3 separate regions of the Homo sapiens genome follow, and all the other regions are linked to region 3. The links are chromatin contacts, found by Hi-C or POLR2A ChIA-PET in ENCODE. All regions are on one chromosome and are shown on one strand. Each heading gives the region's core, a stretch centred on a gene start or an enhancer-like site at or near the end of the contact. The rest is flanking DNA. Distances are from core to core; before and after follow the strand shown.

Evidence for each region. Hi-C counts contacts between places; a loop is a spot of excess contacts on that map. ChIA-PET counts read pairs that join two places held with the same protein, here RNA polymerase II (POLR2A). Pooled maps may share reads with other maps.
Region 1: a loop to region 3 is called in a pooled map, with 4 times the contacts of the local background. The contact joins two enhancer-like sites. A Hi-C loop is called at or near these places in 4 of 50 pooled maps. POLR2A ChIA-PET finds 5 or more read pairs at or near these places in 2 of 52 experiments (OCI-LY7 and WTC11).
Region 2: a pooled map shows a loop between it and region 3 (7-fold over the local background). The contact joins two enhancer-like sites. A Hi-C loop is called at or near these places in 1 of 37 single-sample maps with no recorded cell type and 3 of 50 pooled maps.

What each region holds. Positions count from the first base shown.
Region 1 is chr3:186,182,908-186,188,017 of GRCh38, forward strand. The region is part of intron 22 of DGKG (diacylglycerol kinase gamma); the gene reads right to left. Among named protein-coding and RNA genes, the nearest start is that of ETV5, 76 kb to the left of the region's middle. Within about 2 kb of position 2,429, at least 5 of the 41 ENCODE cell types and tissues checked have a DNase peak (open chromatin) inside an H3K27ac peak, as active enhancers do.
Region 2 is chr3:186,988,904-186,993,484 of GRCh38, forward strand. The region is part of intron 2 of ST6GAL1 (ST6 beta-galactoside alpha-2,6-sialyltransferase 1); the gene reads left to right. LOC124906314 (a long non-coding RNA gene) reads right to left here. Exons shown (of 3, transcript XR_007096208.1): 1 at 2,737-4,581. Among named protein-coding and RNA genes, the nearest start is that of ST6GAL1, 61 kb to the left of the region's middle. RefSeq lists a silencer at 1,938-2,232. Within about 2 kb of position 2,073, at least 11 of the 41 ENCODE cell types and tissues checked have a DNase peak (open chromatin) inside an H3K27ac peak, as active enhancers do.
Region 3 is chr3:186,532,988-186,537,617 of GRCh38, forward strand. No RefSeq gene overlaps it. Among named protein-coding and RNA genes, the nearest start is that of CRYGS, 9.1 kb to the right of the region's middle. RefSeq lists a silencer at 49-108 and an enhancer at 1,075-1,144. Within about 2 kb of position 1,269, at least 2 of the 41 ENCODE cell types and tissues checked have a DNase peak (open chromatin) inside an H3K27ac peak, as active enhancers do.

The DNA.
Region 1 (5,110 bases), core at 1,179-3,678, 350 kb before region 3:
TAATGGCAGGGAAAACATATGATGAGAACACACATGCCCGTGACACAGGCAGACTTCTGATCAGTGTACTGATGAGATAGAAGGCAAAATTAAGTGCTCAGGGAATTCACAGGCTGGGCTCGCTTCCAGCAGCCATTAGGTAGGCCTTGCAGAGGGAGCAGAATTTCAACAAGGAGTTGTGGAGCCTTTCCTCGGACTGGGTCTAAATACTTCCTATTTCCTGAGTGCGTGGCTGATGCAAGACACACAGTAGACTCCCTAACGCATTTTCTAAACACTAGCCACTTGGGCTAGGCTAGGAGTCATGGGCTTGAATCTTGGTTCTGATGCCACCACTGGACGTAAATTATATAAATCCTACCCTTTCTCTGGGCCTTGATTTTCCTCAACTATGAAATAGGGATATGGAGGAGGCTGGGTATAACCTTGCTCATGGGTTTCGGGTTAGGATTACACTAAGTTAATACATGCAAAATTATTTGCAAGCCAAAATGAAATAGAAATACAAGAGACTGTTTCTCACTATTCTTATTGTTGTTACAAAAACTAAAAAATAGCAAATTCCATATGCTTCTCATGTAGCTAAGAACCTTTCTTGGGGGGGGGCGGGGTAACTACTTGAGGCCAGGCACTGGGGATACAAAGATTAATAACAACCAGCCTCCATCCTTGGAATCTGAAAGGTCTAGGAAAGGAGATAGTAGGTACAATTGGTAATATAAGTTTAATGTGCTACGACAAAGGCTGGGCTAGAGTTTGGCAGGAGCTCTAGTCTTTCTTTTTTTTTCTTTCTTTCTTTCTTTTTTTTTTTCTTGAGATGAAGTTTCGCTCTTGTTGCCCAGGCTGGAGTGCAGTGGTGCAATCTCAGCTCACTGCAACCTCCGCCTTCCAGGTTCAAGCGATTGTCCTGCCTCAGCCTCCTGAGTAGCTGGGATTACTGGCATGCGCCACCACACCCGGCTAATTTTGTATTTTTAGTAGAGATGGGGTTTCTCCATGTTGGTCAGGCTGGTCTCGAACTCCCAACTTCAGGTGATCCACCTGCCTCGGCTTCCCAAAGTGCTGGGATTACAGGCGTGAGCCACCATGCCCGGCTGAGCTCTGCTCTTTCTTAGTGGTAGTGCAGGTGGATAGTAATGCTTAGGACAAGAACTTCAAATGTGAATCAACTGGCATTCTCCAACACAAAATAGAATTATAGGCGTAGGGACTTTTTTTTTTTTTAGGTTTGAGCTTATTATACTATGTTCCAGGCACTTTCACATCCATCATCTTCCTAATAAGCCATGTATTATTATGCCAGTTTTACAGATGAGGAAGCTGAGACTTAGGGTGGTTGGGTAATTTCCCAAGATCTATAAAACTAGAAGCATAAAGGCAAAATTTAAACCCAGATTATCTAACTGTAAGCATGGGGCTTTTCCCAATACCCCTTATTGCTTTCTTATCAGCCAATGTTTCTATAGAACCCATTCCATGCTAATCTTGAATGACCTTCTTACTCGGATTGTTTTTCCCAGGAGAAAGACTAATCTTTGATGGAGTGCAGTGGTGTGATCTCAGCTCACTGCAACCTCCGCCCCTTGGGTTCAAGCAATTCTCCTGCCTCAGCCTCCCTTGTAGCTGGGATTACAGGCATGTGCTACCATGCCTGGCTAATTTTTGTATTTTTAGTAGAGATGGGGTTTCATCATTTTGGCCAGGCTGGTCTCAAACTCCTGACCTCAAGTGATTCGCCTGCCTCGGCCTCCCAAAGTGCTGGGATTACAGGTGTGAGCCACTGCGCCCGGCCTGATGAGAGATTTGAGAGCAACCCCTCCCATCATCATTTCCTCTTCCATTTCCTATGATAAGCTCATTCCCTCCTACTGTGTCCTGATTTCTCCCTCTCCTCCAACTCCAATGAAACTGCCAAGGAGTTAAGAATCGCAACACATGAAGAGGCTGCAGAGAGAGCTCTCTGCCTCCTCAGCCAGTAGCCTATAAATCCCGGGACAAAATACACTGAGAGAAGGTAGAAATTTGAATATAATTCTGTCCAAGAAAGAGTCCACATAGACCAAAATCTGACTATGCCTTAATTTTGCGGAACTGTAAGGAATCTTAAAATATAATTGTCAGACTTGCTTATTTTACAGATACAGAAAACTGAGACCCAAGAAGGGGAAAGGACTTGCCTCAAGTCACACACTAGCGACAGGCAGAGTCTGGACTGGAACTCCAGTCTTCTGACTCCCAGGCGAATGCTTTTTCACTAAAATACGTTGCCTCTTTAGCTTTTCCCATTAACAACTCAACTTACATGAGATCATAGCCCTTTCAAGAAGAAAGCTCAGTGCTGGCATCTCTGCAAAGCCCAGAAGTCAGTGCCCCACTCTGATCAGCTGATGTCCTCATCTAAAGAACAGGAAGTGGTTTCACTTCTAGCTCTGAAAGCACATTGTAGGGGTGAGAAAGGGGGATTTGGGGAAGAGAGTTCCTGTACATGATAGTCAAAAGCAATCAGCAGACACTTTGGTCTTGCTTGAAGAAGGGGAAGATGTAAGGTCAGACATGTAAGAGGAAGATGAAGGTTGTCCTTGATCAGCACATGATCTCATCAAGAGCTTCCCCCAGCCCTAGGGTGGTGGAGAGTCGAAGTGGGGAGCAGGGAGGGTGGTGGTGGGGATTCAGCTCTGCTCATTCCCTTCTCTGCTCTGAGGGAGCTAGATACCAGAGCGGGGGTTGAGATAGGAGCACCAGGGTAGGAAAATTTGCAGGAACTTGATACAACCTTCAATGCTTCCCCTACCCTCTGTTAGCACCCACAACTTCCCCTGCCAAGGGAGGAAGGAGGAACACATTATTCAGCTTTATACACTGAAAAGTTTACTGTGTGAAATAAAGGGGACTTAAGGGGTCAACAGAGGCCGGGCATGGTTCTTCACACCTGTAATCCCAGCACTTTGGGAGGCTGAGGCGGGTGGATCACCTGAGGGCAGGAGTTTGAGACCAGCCTGGTCAACATGGAGAAACCCCATCTCTATTAAAAATAGAAAAAAGTAGCCGGGCGTGATGGTGCACGCCTGTAATCCCAGCTACTCGGGAGGCTGAGGCATGAGAATCACTTGAACCTGGGAGGAGGAGGTTGCAGTGAGCCAACATGTGCCACTGCACTCTAGCCTGGGTGACAGAGTGAGACTCTGCCTCAAAAAAAAAAAAAAAAAAAAAGAGGTCAACAATTCCTGAATCCTCTCTTAAAGGACAGAGGTGTGGAGATGATGTTTCCTGATGACCTGGCCTGGAATATAACAATCTGATTGTCAAATAGACGGGTGTGAAACAAGAGAATAACTTCCCCAACCCCCGCCTTGATGTCAGCGGAGTTTTGTTTTCTTCTAGTGGTGGGATCACATCCCACCTTAGCACTAACAGCCTGGAACATCAAAGCACACAGACGCAGAGCCATGGAATGCCAGGCATGGGAGAGACTGAGGGCATTTGCCTGTAGCAATGGTGTTCAAACCTGGCAGCCCATCAGAGTCATCTGGGGAGCTCATTAAAATTGAGATTCCCAGGAACCAGCACAGAGATTGATTAGGTAGATCTAGGCTGGGGTCCACAAATCTTCATTTTCAACAAGCAGCTGGTTTAAGAACCAAGGTTCTGGTTCAACCCCATCCATCCACCTATCAAAACTTTGATACAAGATATTGTTTTTACAGTAAAGAAAACTGGGGTGCCAAAAATAGGTTAGTAGCAGGTCTTGGACTAGAATTTTGTCTCCTGCCTGCTGGTATGGTGTTTCTGCCAGCGCTTTTACACCTGGCTTTCTCCTCCAGCTCACCTGTCCATTGAGGACCTGTGAGGACCCGTGAGCCCACAGGGGAATCAGCTGCCAGGAGCTTTGATTGAATCTCTCCATTTGGATCACTGGTGGAAAATGGCTACTTTTGGGGCTGGGGTAGAGGTGGTTTTAAGGACATTCTCAGAAAGCTGTGTTTGTATTCTGGTGAGTTAAAAGTGGAAGGCCCAGCTGGTGGCCTCTAAAGCATACTACCCAGTTGTTCCAGACAGAAAGAATAGTTGGTTCATGGGAGCAGCCTGCTGTGTTGGAGGAACCAGAGTGGAGGAGGCAGAGTGAGCGATGGAGAGAGTGGCAGAAGAGGAGGTCTGGGAGGTAATGAGAGGCCAAAACATACGGGGCCCTCTAGGCCACGTGATCTTTGGCTTTTTCTCCAAGCCACTGCAGGATTTTGAGAAGAGGAGTGTCATAACCTGACTGCTCTGATGTGGTGGTGAGAACAGGCTACCTAGGGCAGTGAGATAGAAGCAAGGAACCCAGTGAGGAAGCTTTGCAGTAATCCAGGGGACAGAGGATGGTGGCTCAGATCAAGATGGCAGGAATGCAGGTGGTGAGACGTGGTTGAATCCTGGATGTTTTTTAAAAGTAGCTAACAGATTTTCTGATGGACTGGCTGTGAGCCGTGAGATAAAAAGGGGAGTCAAGGATGATGCCAAGCGTTTTGGCTCTTGTGATGGGAAGGCTGGAGTTACCAATGGAGAGAAATAAGGCTGTGAGTGGAGAAGGTTTGGGGGAGGGACAGCAGAGCTCTGCATTGGACATACCAAGTTTGAGGTGTCTGCTAAACACATAAGGGAAGTATGACACAGGCTGCTGGACATAGGAGCCTGGAGCTCAGGGAAAGCTGGAGACAGGCTGGAGGCATCATGAGTAAGCACATGGTATTTAAATAAAGTCTTATGACTGGATGGGGTGATCAAGGGCTTAAGTACAGACAGTGAAGAGAAGAGGGTCAAGGACCCTGCCTGGGGATCCTCCAGCATCAAGAGGTCAGAGAGAAATGAGACCGAGAAGGAGTGACAAGTGAGCGGGGAGGAAAACCATGAGCAAATCAAGTCCTAGAAGCCAAGTGGACCAAGCGTTTCCAGGAAGAGGGAGTGATCAGCTGGGTCACATGCCACTGACAGCTGTGGCAAGATGAGGGTTAGGAACTGACTATTGGATTTAGCTATTGGAGAACCCTGGTAACCTTGACATTGGCAGCATTTGACTCTGAACCTCATGGAGCCCCACAGCTTGACAACTGACTGTCATTGAGGACACCCT
Region 2 (4,581 bases), core at 823-3,322, 460 kb after region 3:
AGCCAGACCCTGTGTCAAAACAAAAAACCAAACCAAACCAAACCAAACAAAACAAAAAAAGGCTAGTGCACCTGATTTCAACTAAGTGAGAATCATTAACATGAAGCTACTAAAAACTAACCAGAAACTTTCAGTATTTGCATCGTAGAGGTGTAGTCATTCCTCTTGTTTTACAGTAATTGGGTCACACCTGGAACTGAGCTTATTGTCATTCTTTTAAGAGTGAGGGGGGCAAATGGAAATAGGCCCAGAGGACAATAAACAGAAAAGTTAGGAGATTCAGAAACCATATTATCTAAAGAATGATTCAAAGACTGAGACTATTTAGCTTGAAAAAGAGAAGGTTTAGAAGAGTGCCATAGTCTTAAAAGGTTGTTTTTTGGAAAAAAGAACAGACGTTTGTTAGAACCAGGAAATGGATACTTAGGGGAATGGGGAAGAGTTCAGTCCAACGTATAAAAACATTTCTTAATTAATATTTTGCTCTCTGCAGACAGGCTGTCTTGAAAGAAGGGTTGTCATTATTACAGATGTGGAAGTAGATGCTGGCTGGCCACTTTTTGTTGCTACTGAGTGGGGGATTTTTATTCATCAGATAGAGGATTGGGCTGATGTCCACTAAGATCTTTTCTAGCTGTGATGGTGTGTTGCTAGACCTCACAGAGCATGAAGCCCTATGCACCATGTTCGAGGGAACCTGGATAACATTGTTGGCAGGCTAGTGGGAGCTGGCAGAAAGCTTGAGCTTTGGATGCAAAGCTAATGATTAAAAGCTTTGTGTATTTGACTTGCTGTCAGCATAGAGAACATATCAATTTGAGTTTATGTAAGATAATTAGTATTCCAAGGTGCCCACCAGGTAGCATTTACTATTTGAAAAATAGCAGAATAACTGAGGGCATTTGATTTTGCATGTCTTCTCCCAAGGGATCTCAGGGACCCTGTGGACCTCCTGGATGTCCTTCCAGCACTGCTCCAGCAAGGTCCCGGTCAACACTCTTACTTCACAGGAACCCTTCCTTATCCACCCTTATCTGTAGGGGCAGTCTTTCCTCTGGGTGCTGTAGCCACAAGCTTTGGAGTTAGATGAGTTGGTTTGAATCCTAGCTCTGTACCAGCTCCATGACCTTGGGCAAGTGGCTTAGTTCTTGACTGCGTCTTGCTCTGTCGCCCTGGCTGGAGTGCAGTGGTGCGATCTTAGCTCACTGCAACCTGTGCTTCCCAGGTTCAAGCGATTCTCCTGCCTTGGCCTCCCCAGTGGCTGGGATTACAGGCACATTCCACCATGCCTGGCTAATTTTTGTATTTTCAGTAGAGACAGGGTTTCACCATATTGGCCAGGCTGGTCTCGAACTCCTGACCTCAAGTGATCTGCCCGCCTTGGCCTCCCAAATTGCTGGGATTACAGGTGTGAGCCACCAAGCTTGGCCTAAAGCTTCTCATCTCTATCTATTGAATGCAGGTGACTCATTTCCACCTGCCAGATTCTTAATGATCATTAGAGCGAGAGAAACTGCCCAGCAGCACAGCACTAGCATGTGTTCATGTTCAGTCCATGGTGTTAATATTTGTGATGATAGGCATAGACTATTGATAGACTTGATGACTATATTCAGTCATCTGTGGGTAGCTACTTGGTGTGAAGAATTCCTTGGCTGGGGCTGAGGAGAGTTCTCTACCTCACCTCAACCCCAGCCGCCTTCTCCCATCCCTCCCTCTTAGACCAATCCCTTCCTACAGGATGTTCTTTTTTTTTTTTTTTTTGATTTCCTCTAAAAAATTTCAATAAAGAAAATAAAGCAGGAGGTAGAAAGCAGGAGAATCGCTTGAACCCGGGAGGCAGAGGTTGCAGTGAGCCGAGATCGTACCATTGCGCTCCGGCCTGGTCAACAAGAGCAAAACTTCATCTCAAAAAAGAAAAAAAAAAAGGATATAAACCAGCTTCTGGCATTACCCAGGAGCAGCTGACCTAGATGCTTGTTCCAGTAAGTTCTCCTCACTCCCTCTCATGCTTGTCCGCCTCCCCACCTCCTCCACCCCTGCTTCCAGGCTGTCTGCAGACCGCTGGGCCGGGTTTCACAGTATTGGCGTGAATCAGCTTGCCAGGCTTCTACCCTTTGTGCTTGGTGGTAGCTAACTGACTTTTTTCTTTTTCTCATGTGGTCAGGATTTTTCCACTGAAGCATTTCTTTTATGATGTGGGAGAGACAGATAGCACCTGGCTAGTTGCCTTCTTTTGGACTTGCTGTGATTTGACTTTTCAGCCAGGCCAGGTATTTATTTTCCCTTGGGTGGAGTGTGGTTCTCCCAGAGATGCCTCATTCATGATTCATTTGTTCAGGGCATACAAAAGGCATTTCTTAGGACCTAACCTGGGCCTAGCGGTGTGGTAGGTGCCTGGGCTTCAGAGAAGGCTAGGATGGTTGCTAATTCTCTGAAAGGTCATGCCCTAATAGAGGAAACGGACATAGAAACTGTGAGGGGCGCTGTCTTGGGGTCTGTACAGGGTGCTGTGGGAGCACAGGGAAGGGTTCCTAACTCACACTGGGGATCAGGGAGGCTTTGGCTCCTGATACTAAATGACCTCTTATTTGATACACTTTTTATGTCAGACTTGCTGGTTCTTTCCACACATTGAGTCAAAGGGTGTCTCTGGTTCCTCCCTGGATGGACTGATACAGGCCATTTCACTCACTCTCCCAAGGGTTTATCTCCTCTGGCCTCTCCGAGTCTCACCTGGAGGTGTGTGTTCCTGTGGCGTGGGTTCCTTGGGAGCGTGGGTGATTCACCGGCTGGCCTCATCCCATACTGATCCTCTGGGGTGATCCCTATTCACCTTGTCTCCTTTGCTGTCATAACTCCACTGCTGGGGGCAGAGGTGGAGATGTTGAGCTTGTGGGCAGGAATAAGTTCCACTGAGCCACAGAGCTTGACTCTGCTCACCTTCCCACAATAGAACTCAGAGTTGGAATCCTTTCCCCAGCCACCTCCCCTCCCATCTGAGGACAGAGGGTAACCTGCCCGTCATCTCTGGGGTTATCTCCAATTTTCAGTCTCCCTCATCTCCAGCTGACCTCCCATATGGCCAAATCGATCCTGAGGTTGGGAATCCAGTTCTTCAAACTGAGCCCTTCAGACTCTGCTGTGGTACGTGAAAACAGTTTCAGTATCCCGCCATAAATACCTTCCAAAATTCTAAATGTAGTACATGACCATTGATATGGTTTGGCTGTGTCCCACCCAGAATCTCATCTTGAATTGTAATCCCCATATGTCAAGGGAGAGACCAGGTGGAGGGAATTGAATCATGGGGGCTGTTTCCCCCATGCTGTTCTCATGATAGTGAGTGAGTTCTCACAAGATCTGATGGTATTTTAAGTGTTTGGTACTTCCTCCTGCTGCCTTGTGAGGAAGGTGCCTTGCTTCCCCTTTGCCTTGCACCATGATTGTAAGTTTCCTGAGGCCTCCCAAGCCATGTGGAACTGCAAGTCAATTAAAACTCTTTCCTTTATAAATTACCCAGTCTCCGGCAGTTCTCACACAGAAGTGTGAGAATGGACTAATACAATCATGACCTTAAAAAATAAATAAATAAATAAATAAAACATGGCCGGGCGCGGTGGCTCCCGCCTGTAATCCCAGCACTTTGGGAGGCCAAGGCGGGTGGATCATCTGAGGTCAGGAGTTCAAGACCAGCCTGGCCAACATGGTGAAACCCCGTCTCTACTAAAAATACAAAAAAAATTAGCTGCATGTGGTGGCGGGCACCCATAATCTCAGCTACTCGGAGGCTGAGGCAGGAGAATCGCTTGAACCTGGGAGGCAGAGGTTGCAGTGAGCTGAGATCTCACCACTGTACGCTAGCTTGGGCAACAGAGTGAGACTCTGTCTCAAAAACAACAACAACAAATATTTGAGGCCTACTTTTTTGAGAACAGAAAAGCAAATTAGACGTGGTCCTTGCCCCTAAGGTGCTCACAGTCCACTATCTATCTAGGTCAGATATTTTCCACTGCTGGTCAGTGTTTATGAGGCAAACTGTTTACTAACTTGCCTAACACTGCCTGTCCCGTGCAGTTCTTCCTGGATTGACGGCAGCTAGATCCTGTGACAGAGGACAGCTGTTCCCCGCTCCCTCCCATCACTCCCCTCCTCTGTCTCCTGGCCATAGCTGTGGGCTGCAACTCTGACTTGAGTGTTTGTGTCCCTAGTGCGTTTAGCTTCGGGTGGGGGCTGCCTTTGCAGGTACTCGATAAACACCTGCATGGGGAGTTGAAATAACAAGTTCTTAAAGGAATCTAATTCGAGGGCACACTGCTGGTGGGCCCTGTTTGGTGGCCCTTGGGCTGAGCACATGCTTTGATAGTTCACTCTCAGAAACATCCAGTCTGGTTCTTAAGTGGCCAGAATGACCCGATGGAGTTAAGATTTCCCGTTTTTGGCATAGGGTCACCTGTACGTCTTTCATTCTAAACAAAAAAGTCAAGCATGTCTTGTCCTGTTCTCTCAAGCGTGTTAGCGAGATGGAAGACATAATGGTGGCCAGAGAAGCTGGAAGCAAAACTAAACAGAGGTGCAGAT
Region 3 (4,630 bases), core at 19-2,518:
CTACCCCCCTCAGCTGCACAGAGCTCTCTGGCTCTCCTGTACTCCCTACCACTACCTCCCCTCCCCTCCCCTCCCCAACCTCCTCCCCTCCACTTACTCCCAGAAATGATCTCATAAAATCATTGATTATTAACGCAGAGAGGGGTTGGAGAAACAAACAGCCCTCTAGTTCCCAATCTGTTTACCACAAGGGACTCCTCTTAGGTCTCCTCCTTCCAGAGATTCCATATTTTAAAACAGCTGCCTTTATTCAGGACCTGCTCCTTTGGGTCATTCACCGGGCTAAGGACTTTTCTCTTATTATCTCATCTAACGCTGCAAAGTAGTTATAACTACCTCTATTTTACATATGAGAAATCTAAGACTAAGAGAAGTATGTTTGCCCAAATCCTGCAACTAGAAAGTGGGAGAGGTAGAATTCGACCTAGGTCTGTATTGTCTTTAAGGCCCTGCAGGCTTCCAGCATTTAATAAATAGCTCAGGTGCCCAGCAATTATACTTCTAGGTATATACCCAAGATAAATGAAAATACATCTCCACATAAAAACTTATACACAGTCCGGGCACAGTGGCTCATACCTGTAATCCCAGCACTTTGGGAGGCCAAGGCAGGAGGATTGCTTGAGGCCAGGATTTCAAGGCTGCAGGGTGCCATGATCATGCCACTGCACTCCAGCCTGGGCAAAAGAGTGGGACCCTGTCTCTGTTTAAAAAAAAAAAAAAACAAAATAGCCAAAAGGTGAAAACAGCACAAATGTCTATCTACTGATAAATGGATAAACAAAATGTGGAATTTCCATACAATGGAATATTATTTGGTCACAAAAAGAAATGAAGCAACAACATAGGCCACAATATCTGTGAACCTTGAAAACATTTTGCTAAGTGAAAGCAGCCAGTCACAAAAGACCACGTGTTTTATCATTTCATTGACATAAAAGGTCCAGAATAGGCAAATACATACATACAGAAAATAGACTCGGACATCTACAGAAAGTAGTTCTTCAGGACTGAGGGGCTGGGGAGATAGATAAGGCAGTGATCCCTAAAGGGTACTGGGTTTCTTTTTGAGGTGAGGAATATGTTTTAAAATTGCCTGTGGTCATGATTGCATACAGACAACGGTAAGGATACTAAAAACCACTGTATTGTATGCTTTAAACAGGTGGATTTACGACATGTGAATTACATCTCAATAAAGTTATTTAAAAAGAAATAGCTCATTCTATGATAGACAAGTTACCATGGTTCCGTCTTGAAAGTTGAGAAGCAGAAGTTGCACGGTACAGTGGAAAGAATGAGAGCTTTGGAACCAATGACCTCAGACAAGTTGTTTAGCCTCGTTGAGCCCCAGTTCCTCATCTGTAAACTGGGGTTAGTAAGCCCCAATCTCACTGTTTTTACAGTATATGGGGAAGCCCCAGCCTCTCCTGTTCTAAAATTGCCTGACTTTGAAGTTTGAGGCTTGAAGGAAGAGGTAAAGGTGTGAGGTGTCTGTGGACAGAAAAGTTTCCCTTGCTCTGAAGTCACGCCCATGAGGGATTCTCCTCTCCTGTGTGTGCCAGAAGCTGGTCACCCAAAGCTCAGTGATTAGCTGCCCTCTGTCTCCTGAGGAACCTCAGAGAAGAGAGACAAAAATAAGGGAGACTTGCGTGAACTCTAGGGACAATTCTGCTGGCTGTGGAAATTGCTGGGAGCTAGAACCAAGGGAGCTAGAACCAAGGGAGAAGCTTATGGGAGAGCTAAGAAAAGGCTGAACTCCCGTGATAACAAAAATATGGCTCTTTTTCAAGGTAGTAGGATGGGTTGGACCATTCTGATATATTTCTTCCCAATTATGAGGCATCTGCCAAAAATGCAGAAATGCTTTTCTGAAAACAACTAGGGGGTAGAAACAGGGATTTAAAAAGCTAGACAAGTTAAAACACACACACACACACACACACACACACACACACACACACAAAACTGATAATAGCAGTACTTTACTACTCAGAAACAGTACTAATATGACAACCATGGTGGTAAAGAACTGGTGACCCTCATTATAACATAGATTTCATACTTGCAAATTCACCCACTCCCTCCAATTTCATTGTAATCGCAAAATCACTAATCGTGGTGCTCTTGTGATCATTTATGGATATGAGCAGAGCAGTGAAAAATTTGAGTCATCCAATGAGTATATTCCCAGCTAAGGTCGAACAAATGCTCCCCCTTCTTGTTTCAGCTCCCATACTGTAAACAAGTCTCCTTTCAACCCATTTAGTGTCATGCTTTCCGCATTGCACTGTTCTTCGTTGGTAATTTCACTGTTGAAAACATCCCCAAATGTAGTGCTGAAGGGCTGTCTAGTGTTCCTAAGCATGAGAAGGCTGCGACGTGCCTTACTGAGATACCTGTTAGATCATCTTTCTTCAGGCAGCAGTTAGAGTGCTGCTGGTCCTGAGCTCCATGTTAATGAATCCACAACATATATTCAAGAGTCTTTAAAGAGAAACACATATGAAAAAAGTTTATGCATTGATCAGTTGACAAAAATGTGACCAGAGGCTTACAGGAACTTAACCTAGTATTTTATCTAAGAGCAATAATTCAATATTTGCAATTCAGTGTTTGAGGTATTTTTATGGAGTATAATTACAGAAAATAATGAGAATTAACTGTATATGCTACATATTTTTCACATATTATCTCATTTTAATGCCCACAGATTAGGTGTTATGTTAGTTTCACAGAAAATTGAGGATATACATGTTAGATTATGTGACTTAGAGCTAACATATGGAAGTGGCAGAATTTGAATCCATTTCTGTCTAACTACCCAAAGAGGAAGAGAACTCTTTAGCCCTTTGACTGGAGAGTTGGCTCTTAGGGAAAGGTAGCCAGTCATCCATATCAGGGCTGGGCCACAGGGAGAGCTGAGCTTAGTTAAGAACAGCATAGATCAGAGAAAAAAGATGAAAGAACTGAACATAATCCTCCAGCTGTAGTCTGCACTGGTCAGACTACATACAGCTATGACAGTGGGGAGAGAGAAATGACCATTAGCTCGAAGAGAGGCACCAGGATGGTGAGGAGTCTGGGAGCCCACACATGAGGAGAGAAAGGATGAAAGAAACAGGCATTGCTCAGTGTAGAAATGCCAGCATGGAAGCAAACTGGAGGCATCTTTAAATACCTAAAGAGCTATATCCTATGGATGAAAACTAGGATTGCAGGTTGAAAGCTTCAGGGATCAGATTTTGGCTCAATCTAAAAAACAATTTCTGATATTCAGAGCTGTCCTACAGCCAAGATTGGAAACTGGTGGTCCACAAGCCACATTCAGATGCAGATGTATTTTGTTGGTGTGTAGTGATTTAAAAAAAAAAAAAAGTATTTAAATGCCCTTCTATTGGGGAATGTGCTCATTTTCACAGCTTGCACCACTCTCTGCTCTTAGCCCCATGTCACTCCTGTGTAACTTGCCTTGTCCTTGAAGTAGGGTTGTCAGATTTAGCAAATAAAAATATAGGATACAGTTAAATTTGAATTTCAGACAAATGACAATTTCTTAGTGTAAGTATGTCCCATGTAACATTTGGGACATACTTATGTTTATTTTTCTATCCCAATAGACAGTGAGCTCCATATATGGGAATATTCAGAGACTTGTCTTAGAGAAATTCTTGTGATGGAAATAGGGTTAAAATGGTTTAAGGGTGCCCTTGCTTTATTTTATTGAGATCCCCCATTTCAGAGCGATAAAACAATAAAAGGTAGGGGGAGATAACTGAATTATCAGGTGCTGTTCTGGGTGTGGGTGACAGGTAAGACACCAGCTTCTTGTCCTAACAGCTGAATGTTCTACCAAAAGAGCTGGGACTGACTGATAGATAAGGATATAAAGTGTTTTTGACCTCTAATATCAATTGTTAGTCAAATTCCTTTTAAGCAGAAAGTTGATTGGTGTGTCTGCAACTGGAGAAAATGATAGCAATCTCTTTCTGGACCAAGGCATGAACCAGGAGGCATGCAACACTCCAAAATAATAATCCTGCTTTTATCTGTCAAAAGCCATCTTCTACTTCTCTGAAACTGTGGTTAGTCATCCTGACACTTCTTGTTTTCCTACCCTGCTGCCAGAACTGCTTTTCTAGTTGAACAGACTGTGACCAACTCACCAAAGAACATGGCAAGCAGTTGATATGAGAAAAGAGACTGATACTAACTTACTTATCACAGCCTATTTCTTTGGCAAAAAATCAGTGGATTTCTGAGGTCACTTCCAGAAATTATGCCTCTAAAAGTAAGTGTCAGTAGTCCTTGGTCATCAGCTAGTTTTTTAATGTCCTCCTGCTGGTGTCTGGGGAATTAGAATGTTTGTGTTGGATGAGACTCCAGAGAGCATTTGGCTCAACTCCCTTGTTTTGGAGATAAGGAAAGGTAGCTTCATGGTATGGTGGCAAGATCCAGAGCTGATGGCTGCAGTCAGCTCACAGGCCAGAGCTCTTTGCAGCTCAGCAAATGGCCTCCCATTCCTTCTCCATTTGTCAGGTTTCCCTCCCTTACTTACACCCACTTTTTTCAGTCTCTCACTTGAAACAGACAAAATGACAAAAGGGAGGGGAAGATAACAACATGAATA